Regions from separate parts of the Homo sapiens genome. Here region 2 is linked to region 1. Evidence: chromatin loops called from intact Hi-C (ENCODE). Cell type or tissue: psoas muscle. All regions are shown on one strand. Each heading gives the region's core, and the rest is flanking DNA. Links, peaks and the distances in the headings are about the cores only.

Region 1 (6,997 bases), core at 79-4,078:
CAAAGGGAAGGTTAAAGATTTTACAAAAAGGAGAAATATTTCTGTTCCTCTTTTCAGAGAGTTCATGGGCCCTAGGAAGGGTTGGGAGCCGGCAGGTTCCATTGATGAGCCACTGTGATAGGCATCGTGGGTCCCAGAGTTGCAGCAGTTTATCTCAGAAGCTGTAGGTAAAGCTGGTTTCAGGGTACAGTGAGCAGTTTCAGCCATCAGGCTTGTGGAAGCGACGTTTTGCAAACTGAGTGGTTTCCCCTCCTGGCTCCTGGCCTCTGTTTGAGTTGGGTGTGACAAGAATGACCCAATACTTACCATCGGTTTTTTACAAAAGGTGTTTCTCAAAACTTAACTTTCACACTTATGTATATTTCTACTACCTATTTATATCAGTTCAATGACAAGATTTAGGTATGATGAGGAGATGGAAGGAGCCAGGCTAGGGGCCCCCAGGATGGGAGGAAGGAGACTGGGGGGTGGATAGAGGTTGCTATGGAGGCAGAAAGCAGCCTCTCACAGGCAGGGTCAGGAAAGTGGGGAAGAGGCAGTGAGGTGGGGGGCACTGAGGGGTGGTACTCAGGGCAGGAGCAGCTCAGAAGGCCCAGGCAGGGGTGAATCTGATCCAGGACAGAGGGAAGGCATCAGGAGGCTGAGCAGGAGCCGAGAGGAGCGAGGGCATCAGCTGTGAGGCTACCCTGCAACTTGGTGACCGGAGATGGGTAGTTTTCACGCTGTCCCTTGCAAGGCTGACATGGCACATCTCTCTTGTACACAGTCTTCTCAACAGTGTTCAAATTCTGAGATAAAAGAGGGGAGAAAGAAGTCAGGCCCGGCAGACCTCTCTCCCCTGACCCTGGGCCTGCCCCTCCTAGGTGTGATCTCCTGGCTGTCAGTGCTGGCTCAGTCCCTGCAGGCTCTCCTGGGACATCGTCCCAATGGCATCCCAGACTCCCCTGCCCCTCATGCTGTCCCTCCCCCACACACACCCCTCAGGCCCCAACCTCTCACCCTTAGAAGACATGATGTGCACGCGTGCCTCTGTGTCCTGCAGTCTGCGAAGCCCGTGCTGGAATCCCGGGTCACAGTCGTGATAGAGGCGGGCAATGAAGATGCTCAGCTTCACTTTGTTGTACTCGGCCACTTTTACCACATGGTCCGGGCTGGGGCTCCGGGATATGAACCAGGTGATCTGGTAGCACTTGTAAGGAGGCAGCACGTTGCAGGTCAGGACGGGAAGCACATGTCTGCTCTGTGAGACCGGCTACTTTTGCCCTTTCTCACTGCAATGTCAAGTTGAGGAGATGCCTGCCAGTGGCGGCTCACACCTGTGATCCCAGCACCTCGGGAGGCTGAGGCAGGAGGATTGCCTGAGCCTAGAAGTTCAAGACCAGCTGGGGCAACATGGAAAAACCCCATCCCTACTAAACACAAACACACACACACACACACACACACACACACGGAAATTAGCTGGGTGTGGTGACGCACGCCTGAAGTCTCAGCTACTTGGGAGGCTGAAGTGGGAGGATTGGTTAAGCCCGGGAGATTGAGTCTGCAGCAAGCTGTGATCTTGCCACTGCACTCCAGCCTGGGTGACAGGGTGAGACCCTTACTCAAAAAATATGTATAAATAAAGAGTGGAGACAGATGTCTACAGGCAAACGGGCTTGCTGCTGACACCGACCTCTCAAGGGGTGTGCCTTGCCCCTTACGCTCCTCTCTGCTCAGGGCCACTCTCCCACTGAGGATGCCCTTCGAGGACTCAGGAGCCTTCCGTGTTCTCAGAACCCTCTGACAGGCAAGGCCACATCCTTCCGTCCTGCAGGCTCAGGGCCCCGGTAGAAGGGATGTGACTCAGAAAAGGTGCCAGAGTCTTGCCTGCCTCCTCCCTACCCCCCCAGAAAGCCCTGTGCACCGTTAGGCAGGTGTGGGGGCAACTTTTTCAGACTTTGACCACAGAGGCCACTTTACTCCTGACCCGGGTGGCTCTCTGGGAAGCAGTGCCTGCCCGGGGTGGTGAGGGCCGGAGAAGGCAGTGGGAGGAGGATAGGGCCCCACCCTGGAGGGTGGCTGAGGTACAGACCCTGAGGGACAGCAGGCACCTTCCACGGCAGCCCATCCTATGCCTGTGGGTGCCAAAACCACAGCGCTGCCGGTGGCATCACCTCCCCGAGGGCTTCCTGGGTGGAGGGGCTGGACCAGAACTTGTGGGCAGGAAGACTGCCATCACGTCAGGCAGCTTGACTCAGGGAGAGGAGGAGACTCAGACTTGCCCAACGCCTGGTGCGTACCAGGTCTGTCCCAAATCCAGCCCTCACTGCCCTCCAAGTGCACAGTTGAGAGGGAGGTATAATTGCCCCCACTTTACAGATGAGTAAAGAGAGGTTTCAGGGGAGGTGACGTGCCGAGGTACGGGACAGTGGCAGGCACAGTGGGCTCTTAGACCCAGGCTCGCCTGCCTGCCCACCAGTGCTCTGGTCTCCACTCTCCAGGTCCCCATAGAAGTGTGTGGAACCATTACCCCCTGCCCCAGAGTGACACAGAGGGTCACAGTCTCTGTCCAGAATTTTCTGATTGGCACAGGGCAGACCTGATGGTGGGCGTTGTTGCTCTGTGTGCAGGCACGGCCCTGTGCCAGGTCGTCTCCCCCAGCCCTGCTCCTGACAGTCCCTGGACCACGCCCACCTCCATCTCAGTCTTCCCACCCAGGGAACGTGGCCACAAGCCTACTCCACCCTGGCCAGCTCCCTGAAACACACCAGCATCTTGATTAAGCAATAACCTTCCCTGCTGTCTCCGGATGGTCATTCATTCTTCCATGGGTAGAAAATTTGAAAGAAAAAAGTGGTAGATTTTGAAAATCTGTATTTGTTCTGAGGGTGGGGTAGGGGGATGACATTCACCAAGAACTGACCGGAATCATGGTCTTATTCCCTTGGTCTTACCCAGGAACAGCTCGGGGCTGCCTCTGCCAGTCTGTCCAACCATCATTAGACTGCATGGCCCTCCATGCTGGGATCCTGATGGGTTTGTTTTGTTTGCTACGTGGAGTGGAGTGGAGTGGGTGGCAAAATGTCCAGCTTTTCCCAGAGCACAGCGCAACAAAAGTTCATCATGATTGCCCATGACAGACACAGCCTGGGGCCTGGGATCCGATCTAAAACTAGCACTCACGGCTGGGCACGGTGGCTAACGCCTGTAATCCAAGCACTTTGGGACGTCAGGCGGGCAGATCGCTTGAGGTCAGGAATTTGAGACCATCCTGGACCAAAGTGGTGAAACCCCATCTTTACTAAAACTACAAAAATTAGCTGGGTGTGGTGGTGCACACCTATAATCCTAGCTACTCGAGAGGTGGAGGCAGGAGAATCCTGGAACTTGCGAGGCAGAGGTTTCAGTGAGCTGAGATCGCGCCACTGCACTCCAGCCTGGGTGACACAGCGAGACTCTGTCTCAAAAAAAACAAAAACAAACAACAACAAAAAAAACAAACTACACTGTAAAATGCTTGTAGATAACACTGATAAAACACTGTGCCTCCCGGAGACACTTCTAAGCACAGGTGACAGGGGTCAGCTCCTGGGGAGTGACAGCCCCGCCCCCATTTCAGCCTCTGCAACATTGAGGGAAAATGTAAGACCCCATATCCCGCTGGAGTTTCCACCAGAGCCCAGGAAAAGTCCTCGGGGACAAGAAGGAGCTGGTTCCCCATGTGGGTGGCAGGGATGGGAGCAGGGAGAATGGCCTCCTTCACAGGTGCAGGCTTCACCTGAGATTCACCCTGGTCCCCTGTAAGGGGGGGACAAGGCAGGCACGCAGCTGGGGTCCAGACTATTGAGGGAGAAGGCAGGGCAGAGGGACCCTGGGCAGGTGCTGGGCTGTGCAGCCTGGGACCAGAATGGAGGTTCCGCTTGGGTTTGGAGTCCATGCTGCTGTGTCCGGGGTCCCGGCTCTGCCACCACTGTGGGGGCCCGCCTCCCTACAGCCCAGAGGGACCACAGGCTCTCAGTTCCCAGCCCAGGTCTCAGCAGTGTCATGGGGCTGTGTCCAGTTCCCATCCCAGGAGAGCTCTGGGGCACCTGGAGGAGGTTTCTTATTGTCAAGTCTCTGTCACTGTGTGTGTGTGTGTGTGTGCACGTGTGTTGTGTGTGTTGTGTACGTGCATGTGTGTTTTTGTGTGTCTTGTATGTGTGTATTGTGTGTCGTGTGAGTATTGTGTGTGTTGTGTGTGTGTTGTGTGTAGTGCGAGTATTGTGTGTGCGTGTTGTGTGTGTCTAGGCCAGGGAAACAGTGAGTCGTTTCTGCCCAGGAGCAGCTGCGTGTGAGGCCCCTTCTTGGTCTTATACGCAGCTTCTGAGGACTTTCCAGAAATCGTGAGGTGGGAGCCACCTGCTGTAATCAGGCACATAAATAACACATCCCAGAGTCGGGAACCAATGCAGAACACCCGGGACAGACACCAAGCTGAAGCCACAGCCCTGACACCTGCCGCCCTAGCCCTGGGCTCCGTCTCTGCCTCTGGAGCCTCCTGTCCCTGGGACTCAGCTCCCCTCCCCTCTGTGGCTGGGCTCTGCCTCCTGGGCTGCTCCTCTTCCCAGCCCTCTCTCTGGGCCCAGCCTGGACACCTGCCCGCTCCCTGGGCTCCTTCCCCTGACTGGGCCTGTCCTGGGTCTCAGCCATGGCCTTCCCTGGGCTCCCTCTCTAGGAGGTGGACTCAGGAAGGGGTGGACACAGGGCTGCTCCCGAGGGCCCCTGACTGCACGTGTGTGGTTCCTTTCCAACAGGGAGACTGGCTGCTGGCTGTCCTCTTACTGCTGGGCCTGTCCCTTCCAATCAGCGCCCAGGGCTCTGTGAGTGAGAGTGGGCGGGGCTCTGTGAGTGAGGGTGGGGTCTGCATTTAGGTTCCTCTCCTGTGAGGTTTAGCTGAGTTTTCTGGCTCCAGAGGGATGTCGTGTGACCTTTCCCGGCTACAGGTCCGCTACACAAGGAAAGACATCTACACATTTGCTAGTGTTTATGGAAACACTTGCAATTCATGATACAATCACACAGGGAAACATATACAGAAAGATTTAGTATTTCATTTTATTCCTCTACCTACAAAACCGATTCAAATTGTCGCTGGATTAGTAGGTTTGAAACTTTTCTGTGTATTGAGCACAATCTTAGTACTTTATTCTTGAAATATAAATAAATTTTTGATTCAAAGTAATGCACTCTAATTTTTAAAAGAATCTACTTGGTCAGGAGTGCATTGCTTTGCTGGTGTCTGTGATCAGCTGGAGATGGTGGTGAACAGCCTGTTTGCATTTCTTGGAAGAAGATCTTTTATTCTGAGGCTCAACCCAGGTCTCTGCCTTCCTTAGAGACTGAGGCCCATCCTTCAGTTTTCCTGATTCTGGAAGAGCAGGGAGGTTGAATGGAGCAAAGGGTGAGCGAGTGGAAAGTAGGCATATGGTGGAGGCCTGGGGACAGTGACAATGATCGGAGAGGAGGGAGGGATGTGGGAGGTGGGAGAGAAAGGGAGGCTGTGAGAAGGAAAGGGAGGGACAGAGACAGGTGCCCTGGGGGAGCAGGGAACCCAGAGGAGGCTCTGAGCAGAGGGGAAGGCACGGCGCAGGGGAGAGGGGAGGAGGGGGAGGCCGATGGGGCACTGGGCAGAGGGAAGAAGCCCTCACCTGGAGAATGGCCCGCAGCCTCCCACTCAGGTCTTGGCTGTGCTCATCTAGTCCATCCCAGGGCTGGAAGGGACATCCCTGGTGGTCCACAAAGGTGTCCCAGCAGTGCTTAAATTCTGAAAAGGGACAGGGGAGATAAGTCACACTCCCGCTGTGGGATCGTGGTGGCACCAAAGGCCCATGACTCTCAAGACAGACTTCCCACATCCTGGTTTCAGTCCCTCCTTTCCCTCTCCCTCCCCTAGGGACTTAGCTCCTTCATCAGGCACTTCTTTCCTATTGGAATCTGGGCCAGCCCAGTTCTCATTTTTTCTGGAAGCCCCAAGTTCTGCTTCCACTTCCAGCCACCCTCCCCGCCCTCCCCAGGTCCACATCTCCTGGCCTGGCCTCTCTCTTCCCGTCGACCCCAAAGTCAGGTCCAGAGTGCAGCCATCGCCTCTGCAGGCAGAGGATCAAGGCCTTTCCCACAGGGATGCCGACCCTCCCCACTTTCTAGTAACTTCCCGGGGCCCTCTCCTGCCCTGGCTGACCCCATCCTACTCCAGGCTTCCATTCTCACCACTGTATGTCATTATTGAAATTTTGGCCCCAGCCTCGGCCAGGGTGCGCAGCCCCTCCTGACATCTTCCTTGATCATCATAGATGCGGGCAGTGAAGATGCACAGGCTCACGTGTTTGTTTTTTGAAATGAATTTAGCCATTTCCTGGGCACAGCTGAAGCAGGGGCTCCAGGAGGTGAAGCAGGTAACCCTGTAGTCCTGGTCCAGGTCCAGCTTCCAAAAGGGAATCACGTCCAGGAAGCACAGCTCTGCATGGCGGCCTTCAAGGAAACCGTGTTTATGTGGAGCCTAGAAAAGAAAGCAAGCCATGAGGTAATCTTTTTTTTTTTTGAGACAGAGTTTCACTCTTGTTGCCCAGGCTGGAGTGTACAAGTAGCTAGGATTACAGGCATGCACCACCACACCAGGCTAATTTTGTATTTCTAGTAGAAAAGGGGTTTCTCCATGTGGTTCAGGCTGGTCTCAAACTCCCAACCTCAGGTGATCTGCCCTCCTCAGCCTCCCAAAGTGCTGGGATTACAGGCATGAGCCACAGCGCCCGGCCGAGGGAATTTTTAGTGAGTCAGGAGGGACAGCCTGGATCAGGGTGGGTGCGGGGCAGCCTCCAGCACAAAATTAGACGGGGGCACCAAACCCCAGTTATCAAGATGACTTTTCTTTTCTTTTCCTTTCTTTTCTTTGAGACAGAGTCTGGTTCTGTCACTCAGGCTGGAGTGCAGTGGCGCCATCTTGGCTCACTGCAACCTCCACCTCCCGGGTTCAAGCGAT
Region 2 (8,392 bases), core at 626-4,625, 130 kb after region 1:
TCCATCAGCAGTGATGCAGGGTGGAGTGGATGACATGGTTTGTGCTGAGAAGGGGCTGTGGGTCGTTCCTGGGGGAGTCCCACTGCTTAGGCGGTGATGGAGACTGGCACCCTTGAAAGGATGTTCCAAGCAGTGTGTGTGGATCCAGCGAGGCCCACATTGAGCTCATAGAGCCCAGAGAAGGTCCCAGTTTCCAGCACCGGAGCCAAGCATTACCTGGTCTCTCCAGACAGAGGCTGTGCTGGGTAGGGGCCAGGGAAGAAAGTCCCCCGGGCTCAGGGCCCCTCAGCCTGGCCTGGCCCAGCTCCTCCCCAAATGCTGGACATCCCTGCATCCTGACATGGGACCTGTTCTGGCCTTGCTGTGGGCTCCACCCTGGGCAGGACAGGATCCCTGGTCAGCCTCTCCTGCCTCAGTCTCTCTCCGTGCAGGATGAAGCCCAGGAGAGGGCACTGGGGCATCCTGGCCTTGTGAGGTCAGGTAGGCCCTGAGTCCTCAGATCCCACATTGCTGAATTGTTCCTGGTGAGAGCTGTGTCTGTGAGGGGATCCTGGGAGGGTCCTCAGGAAGCACTTTGCCATTGGGCAGACTCAACCCCACCTGGGCATGGATAGTCACTGAAGCCGAAGTCTCCCCCCAACCCCAGGGCCAAGCAGCAGCAGCTGCAGGAAGCACAAGTGACAAACACTGCAGGAAACCACAAGTACAATCCGGAACCTTCTACCTATGAATGTCCCTGGATTGGAAGGGCCCTGCCCGGATTCGGATGGCTGGGTCGGTCACCTGGTTGTGTAGAAAGCCCCTGTGCTGGTCCATCTTGACCGAGGTGCCATTGTCCAGGCGCTCCACTTCGTAGCACAGGTAGGTCTTATGCCTTCCAATGCCATTGTTAAAGTTGGAAGTGAATATGTGTGGATCCATCAAGTGTCTGTGGACAGCCAGGGAAAAGACCAGAGGAGGAAGAGCCCTCCTGGACTGCCCTGCCTCCTCCTCCCTCCCCACACTTCCTCCCTTGCACCCCACCCTCCTTCCCCCTGCTCCGCACATCCCTTAGCACACTTCCAAACCTCCCCCTCTGACCCCTTCTATGGCTCACTGGGAGATCACTGCAGCCCTGGGGCCTGTCTAAGCCTTGTCAGGGTCTCCCCAGGGTCAGCTCAGTGTGCTCAGGCCCTCCGAGGAGGACCCTGCTCCTCTCCCTGGGGTAGAGCTGGGTCTTATTCTGTGGCCTCACCATGCACCCCTGTCCTGGCTCTGCTCACCCACAGCCCCTGCTGGAGATGGACCCTCTGGGGCTTCCTCCTGCCTGCAGGGTTAACTCCTACCACACCGAGCATCGGGACAGGGACACTCCTGAGGGGGATGACTGGGGAGAGGAACCTGCCAGGGACTTCTTTTCGGGTAATTCATAGGATTTTCCACATCCCTTAGGGTGCCCTGAGGTCTCCCAAATGTGCTTCTCAGGCAATTGAGATGGGGCAGCTCAGGACTCCTGGGCTGGAAACACCAGCCCCACCTTGAAGACCTCTCCCAGCCCCTCTCTATGCATCCTGACATAATCAGAATTAGAAAAATCTCTGTTGGGAGGCAGCACAAAAGAAAGAAAGAAAGAAGGAAAGAGAAAGAAGGAAGGAAAGAAAGAAAGAAAGAAGGAAAGAGAAAGAAGGAAGGAAAGAAAGAAAGAAAGAAAGAAAGAAAGAGAAAGAGAGATGGAGGAAGGAAGGAAGGGAGGGAGGGAGGAAGGAAGGAAAAGAAAAAGAAGGAAAGAAAGAAAGAAAAAAGAAAGGAAGGAAAAGAAAGAAAGAAGGAAAGAAGAAAGAAAGAAAAGAAAGAAAAAAGAAAGGAAGGGAGGGAGAAAGGGAGAAAGAGAGGAAGGAAGGAAGAAAGGAAGGAAAGGAAAGAAGAAAGAGAGGAAGGAAGGAGGGAGGAAGGAAGTAAAAGAAAGAAAGAAGGAAAGAATGAAAGAAAAAGAAAGAAAGAAGGAAAGAAAGAAAGAGAAAGGAAGGAAGGGAGGAAGAGAGAAAGGGAAATATTGGAAGAAAGGAAGGAAGCACAGAAGGGAAGGAAGGAGGGAGGGAAGAGAGAGAAAGAAGAAAAAGAAATAAAGAAGGAAAGAGAGAGAGAGAAAGAAAGAAGAAAGAAAGAGAGAGAGAATTGAAGGAAGGAAGGAAGGAAGGAGGAAGGAAGGAAGGAAAGAAGGAAGGAAGGTTCAAAATGTTCCCCACCATTTCGAGTAGACCTGGGCATGAATCTGGGCTCTACCACTCACTTGCTCTGTGTTCTCAAAAAAAGGAAACAAGGCTTCCTCATAGCCAAGCAGTCCTACAAGCAACCCCCTTTTCTTAATATTAGGGAGAACGAGATGACACTGAACATAAAAAGGGCTTAGGCCAAGTCCAGATACATGGAACATTTGCAAGAAATAGTAGATGCTCATTTAAAGACAAGTGAGGAGAATCCCCTCTCTGACCGTCTTCACTGGCTGGGGCACAGCACCATTATCTATTGGGATTTTCAGGCTCCCTGTGCACCTGCCCCGGGAGGTGGAAGGAGACCTGGAATTGGTACCATCGGAGGAGAGACCAGCGCTGGGACCAAAACTGGGAACCTAGAGCAAGAGGCCAGGTCCAGAGAGAGGGTCAGGAGGAAAAGAGAGGCCCCAGGGGTTTGAGGGTGAGAGGTGAGTGCTCATCAGAAAAGCTCAAAGAGGAGGCTGAGGCGCAGAGGTGCTCGGAGGGGCTTCCCATACCTGGGCCCGGATGCTGGGCTGGCTTCCATGTGCTTGTCCCTTCTCGGTTCCTGGTCTGTGTCCTCCCGCTCTTGCGACTTGCTCAAGGCGTGGTGTTAAGATCTTCACCAACATTCTCTTAGGATTCAGGAGCCTTAATATATCATCAGAGCAACCTGGAAGCTGCTGAGTCAGCGATACCCTGCCCCACCCCTTCTCCAGCTCAGGCCGAGTGTGCCACCCTCATTAGCGTCAGAACAAGGAAGTTCTCTGCCATGCCTCTGGGCAAGCTTTGGTTTTGATGTGCCCACTCTGACCACTGAACCACCAGACACTGTGGAGTGACAATGGGGATGTAGAGCTGGCCACACTTTGCTCCCTGTGGGCCACAGGAATCTGGAAGGCAGGAGACCAGGGGGCAGGTGAGAAGACAGGTGTCCACACCCTGGAGAAAGACCCTGAATAACACTCAGCGGTCCAGAGAGCAGGCTCCAGGACAGCCACCCCTGTGTCCTCCCCTGTGGCCAGTGCAGGATGTGCCTGGTCCAGGCTCCCTGGCACCTGCTGCATCCTGTGCTCTCTGTTAGGGTCCTGCATCTTCTTCCCTGGCTGTGAAGATGGGAGACCAGCAGGTCCTGCATCCTCCTATGCATCAGTGTATCTAATAATTGTAAACTAGAGGGAGGAGTGTTTTCATCCCCATTACCCAGAGGAGATGCTAAAGGCTCTGAAAGGTACCTAGAGATCCAGGCCCTCCCAGGAAACAGAGTCCCCAGCAGGGACACACCCCCACCCCCCTGTCAGAAGGGCCACCCTGTGCCCTTTCTCCCACCTCTGGGCCCTGCAGAAATGTGAGGGACACTGTGCTCCTGCCCCAAGTGAGCCCCTGAGTCCTGGCGGCAGGTCTGGCGCCGTCCTTTCCCAGGTCCACCTGCTACACCCAGCACAGCTGCCCCTGGAAGGTGCTGGCCCTGTGGGCCCAGGGGCTGTCCCCTGTCCTGCCTGCTCCCCTGTTCTGGCTCTTACTAGACCCCCCTGTCTTTGGCCAGCAATCCTCCCACCTCAGCACAGTGTCCCTGCCATTTTGGTGGGCGCCACAGACTAGAAGAGGCCCTGTTCTCTGCCGTGAGGACCCCTCCCATTCTGTCTCCAGATGTTGGACTCTTCTAGTCAAGAAGATGTCCCCTGGGGGCAGTCAACTGCCATTTGAGTCTCAGGTGGTTCTGGTGTGAGCTCATCTTGGTGTGTTGTGTGAGTCTGACCAGAGGCCACCCTTCCCAGTTCACACCAGAGGCATGCACAGCTGGACGCCCCGCAGTACCCACAGCCCACCTGGGCCAGAGACCACACTTGTACCAACTTTGGGAGGATCCAACCCTTCCCCAACCCTTCCCGGTGGCTCCTGCTGCCCAGAGTGTGATGGCCTTTCCCCTGGCTCAATAATGCATCAAATGCCCCTGGAGCAAATACACCCCTGGACCCATGGTCAGGACAGCCCCCACATGAGCTTTCTATGGGGAGACCCAGGAGAGCTGCAACAGGGGACAGCGCTTTGTTCAGCATCCCTGGGGCGTCTCCTGCATCTCCTGGCTCTGGGTCCTCAGCCTTGGGTTCCAGGGTCTCCCCAGCTCACCCACCCTGGGCACGTCCTCCTCCCTGCTGCCCCAGCTGGCCCAAGCCCCACTGGATTCATGACTGGCCCATGCCTGCCTCCCCTCTCTGATCCAGACAGGTCCAGATCTTCCAGAATGTCTCCAAATCTGTAAGATCCACTTTATGGCCCATCACAGAAACAGGCACATTGTCTGTTTCTCTTTCTAGTTTTACAAACCAGTCAGGTTAGACTATCAGCACATCTGCACATCTGTGAACCTTCTCATCTGATGACAAAGAAGGCCTCAGACTAAAATGTTTAAAGCAAAGTGGGGCCCAGCTACTGTCCAGAGTTCAATTCTCAGTAACTCACTGTACAAGCCATGCACCCAGGCAGAGCTCCAGAGAGGAGAGAAGACAGGGTGTTGGGGGGTCCCCACTAGCAGAGAGGGAGGCCAGGACCCTCCCTTGCCAAGGGTGGACAGGGGGAGCCACTGGTTGGGCGTCTGCAGCCCAGACATGAGCGGGGAACAGTCTCACTCTAGCCCCTGGACCCAGGAACTTCCATAAGGGCCACAACCTGGAACCTCTGAGTGAGCTCCCCAGGGACTTATGTGCCCTACCCCCTGCCAGTGCCCCCACCGACCACACCCACATCCTTCTGTGCACTAGGGCCTGACTCTCTCCCGGCAGGAATGTCCCAGACACAACTGGCCCCTTCCTGGTCCCCCTGCAGCCAGGGCAAGGCAGGGTCTTCAAGGCATCAGGGGAACCCAGGGGTGGTTAAGAGTGTGCACCTTCCCTAGGCCAACTGTAAGGAAGACGGAAGGAGATTCCACCCTTTCCTGGGGAAGGACAGCCCCTCCCCCATTTCTGTCCCTGGAATGTTGGCTGAACAATCAATGCGATAACTGTGAAAATGTGATAAAATACCAGGTCTTGCTGGAGTTTCCATAGGATCCTGGGGAAGGTCCAAGGCGAGAGAAAGAAACTGGATCCCCAAGGGGGAGGCAGGAGAATGGCCTCCTTAACAGGTGCAAGCTTCCCTGGGCTTTGCCCAGGTCCCCTGTAAGGAAAACTGGGGACAGGGCAAGTGCCCCACAGGGGTCCAGACTGGGTGAGAGGGACAGACCAGTGCAGAGGGACCCTGAAGTGGTCCCTGATTGCTGGGCCACTCAGCCCAGGTCACCCTGGGACCAGAACGGAGGTCCCGCTCGGGTCTGGAGTCCATGCTGCTGTGTATGAGGTCCTGGCTCTGCCATCACTGTGGGGCCCCAACCCCTACAGCCCAGAGGAACCACAGGCTTCCAGTTCCTAGCCCAGGTCTGAGCATTGTCATGGGGCTGCGTCCAGTCCCCTCCCCTGGACCCACAGGGCTCCCAGGTCATAGGCAAAGCTCTGAGATGAGACCCAGGGAAGCTGGGAGTCTGAGGAGCTCGGGAGAGAAAGGGCTCCCTGCTCCTGTGCCCCGCCCCCAACAGAGTGACATGACGAAAAGGACCCTTCCTTGGGATACCCCAGACACACCCAGATGCCCACTTCAACATTGCCCGTGGAGCAGGGTGAGGGGACAGTCTCAGCGTCCACCTGCTCCTCTGGCTTTGATTCTGGGCTCTGACAACAGCCCCGCCCTCCTCAGCCTAGAAGCAAGTGATCGAAAAAACCAAAGGATCTCTCCAAGCAAAGGGGCCAAGCTCGGGGGGGCGGGGGGGACAAAGGGTGGGGGGAATAGGGAGGTGGAGGAGGTGGCTGCACCTGCCCTTGGACAGGGGACAGTGCTGTCCTCCCAGGGTGGGGCCCTCTGTCCCCCATACCCCCACTGGGGTGGCCTCTTTGCCCAGAGTGACTACATGTTGTCCATTTTTCGGTCACTTGTTTCAAGGGGTGGAGCTGGGGCTGTTGTCAGAACCCAGAAATGAAAACGAGAGGATCGGGGTTGATGACGTGGTTTCCCCAGCACTCTTCACGGTAAGAATTGCTGCAATCCTCTGACTTGGGGCAGAGCTGAGGTAGACATCTGGGTGTGTCTGGGAAACCCCGGGGAAGGTTCCTTTCTGTCCTGTCACTGTCTGTGTGTGCTTATGTGTCTGTGTGTGTCTGTGTCTTTGCCACCAGAAGGAGTTGGGCCTGTTTGCTCATGAGCAGCTGTCGAGGAGGCCCACTGTGTACCACATATGCGGCTCCTGAGGTCCTGAGGTGGAAGGTCCCTACTGCATCCACCACCCCGCGGGGCAGAGAAGGAGCCCAGAGAAGGAGGGGCGTCCCACCTCGTGGAAGGCCAGGAATCAGGAAGACCAGTGTCCCTTGTGCTAGGGCAGCACAGTGGGGTCCCTCTCTCTTTCTCCCTCACCCCCATGCTCCTGGTCAACCTCCTCCCACTCCAGCCCTGGCTGCCAGGGCCAGCCCCCCACCTTCTCTATGGGGTGGGACGCTGGTGAGCCACGTATTCACGGGAGGACCCTCAGCACAGAATGAGCCCTGGACAGTCCATGCATGTGACTGACATTGCTCACTTCACCAGCCCATCTGCTCCCTCCCTTCCTGATGCAGGCAGCAGGAGAGGGGCAGAGACACAGACATCCCAGGAGGGAAAACCTTCTGGAAGAGCCTACTTGACATGCCTGGTATCCTTGGCTCCCAGACAAGTCTGGACCACCGATCCCACATGGTAAAAAGGACCCTTCCACAAGATACTCCCAGACACAGCCAGATGCCCCATAGAGAAGGTGGTGGGCAGGTCCTGGTGGTCCCGGCCCCACCCAGTCCTCCGAGGGAAGCATCCACAGCTGTTTCTGCTCCTTGGCCTCCGACACCCCAGTGCCATCCCCGGAGGGCCTGGGCTGCCCCTGCACGGTGAGCTCCGGGCCAGTGACAGCCGGGGGCCCTGCTCTCGGCACCACCCTCTTCCAGGGGTGGAGACCCAGGCCTTGGGTCTGTGAGCTCCTAGGTCTGTTTCTGGATGCAGCTCAGCTCCCTCTGCTATGCACAGAGTAAGTGCCCAGCATGTGTGCCATGGCTCAAGTTTGGGATGTAGGAGTCTGGGCTGGGAGGAAGGGCCTGGCTTCCGCCTCTGGCTTGGGATGGAGAGGGCACCAAGCTCATGGTGTCACTCGTGTCACTTGGCCGTTCACTGGTGCTCGGCAGAGGTTCTCTCGCAGGCTCCTGTGTTTACTGTATGGTGTCTTCCGCTGTGCAGAAATTTCAAATATGGCCCAGTAAAATATATCAGGCTGTCTTCCCTTGGGCTCACATCTAAGACCATGGCTGCTCCACCCTTCCTATGTGTAGAAATTCTTACCTGTCTCTCCACGGTATGTCGCTTGTCCAGGGAAGATTCCATGCCTGCCTCGTGGAAACACCCGGAGCAGAAAAGGCAGCATCCCCGTGGCAGGGAGGCCTGAAGGCCATAGTGTCTGGCATTGTGTGCCTTGTTTATGCCAGCTTTCTCAACCACAAGATTACAAAAGTGTTTTCCTGTATTTCTTCCTATCCTCTTGCATATGTAGATAAATACGCATGTGTGAGACACACATGCACACACACACACACATGCACATACCACCACACATTTGTTGAGCCAAGTGGGTGATGCTCCGTCGAGTGCACCAAGCTGGCTTCTTCCTCGGGGCTTTTGTGCCTGTGCATGGGTCCCTTTTCATGGGCTGTTTGAGCCCAGCTTCTCCCATGACAGCCCCTGTGTCTGCCTCCCACCCGGGCACAGAGCAGGAACAGCAGCCCTGCTCTCTTCACTAGGCAAGCGTGCTGTGCACAGGTAGGTGTTCAATATTGGATGAATAATTCATACTAACAAACCCTGTTCAACCCACCAAGTGTAAACTGCTGAGGTCTCCCAATATTCCTGGGGACACACTTTAGAATTCACAGTTCACCCAGGGCGGGTGAAAGCTTGCTTTTCTTTTTCCTCTTCAGCCACGGAACTTGCCGATGCCCACTTTTCCAATGCCAGCGTGAAAGCCCCAGTGAGTGCCCTAGAGGGGCAGGACACCAGCTGAAGCTCTTTTTGTAAAGTCTGTGCAAACTGCAGCAATCCACAACCATGAGCTTCACCTA

The links. Peaks named below come from ENCODE experiments on the same cell type or tissue, not always from the same donor. Only the 100,000 strongest peaks of a DNase experiment are listed, where the experiment ranks them.
Region 2: a loop joins it to region 1, with 1.8 times the contacts of the local background. A loop is called at or near these places in 1 of 110 quality-filtered maps.

What each region holds. Positions count from the first base shown.
Region 1 is chr22:39,085,799-39,092,795 of GRCh38, reverse strand. LOC101927202 (a long non-coding RNA gene) reads right to left here and starts at 1,734. Exons shown (of 2, transcript XR_938259.3): 1 at 1,000-1,734; 2 at 1-788. APOBEC3G (apolipoprotein B mRNA editing enzyme catalytic subunit 3G) reads right to left here. Exons shown (of 8, transcript NM_021822.4): 6 at 6,229-6,517; 7 at 5,670-5,785; 8 at 5,053-5,389. The coding sequence ends at 5,375. RefSeq lists enhancers at 3,437-4,245, 4,246-5,055. In psoas muscle, for the core only: no CTCF peak of the experiment used is centred there; DNase peaks (open chromatin) are centred at 1,805 and 2,135; H3K27me3 peaks cover 1,456 bases.
Region 2 is chr22:38,952,078-38,960,469 of GRCh38, reverse strand. It overlaps APOBEC3A (apolipoprotein B mRNA editing enzyme catalytic subunit 3A), which reads right to left and starts at 2,861. Exons shown (of 5, transcript NM_145699.4): 1 at 2,750-2,861; 2 at 784-928. The coding sequence starts at 2,778. RefSeq lists an enhancer at 5,269-6,148. In psoas muscle, for the core only: no CTCF peak of the experiment used is centred there; a DNase peak (open chromatin) is centred at 2,979.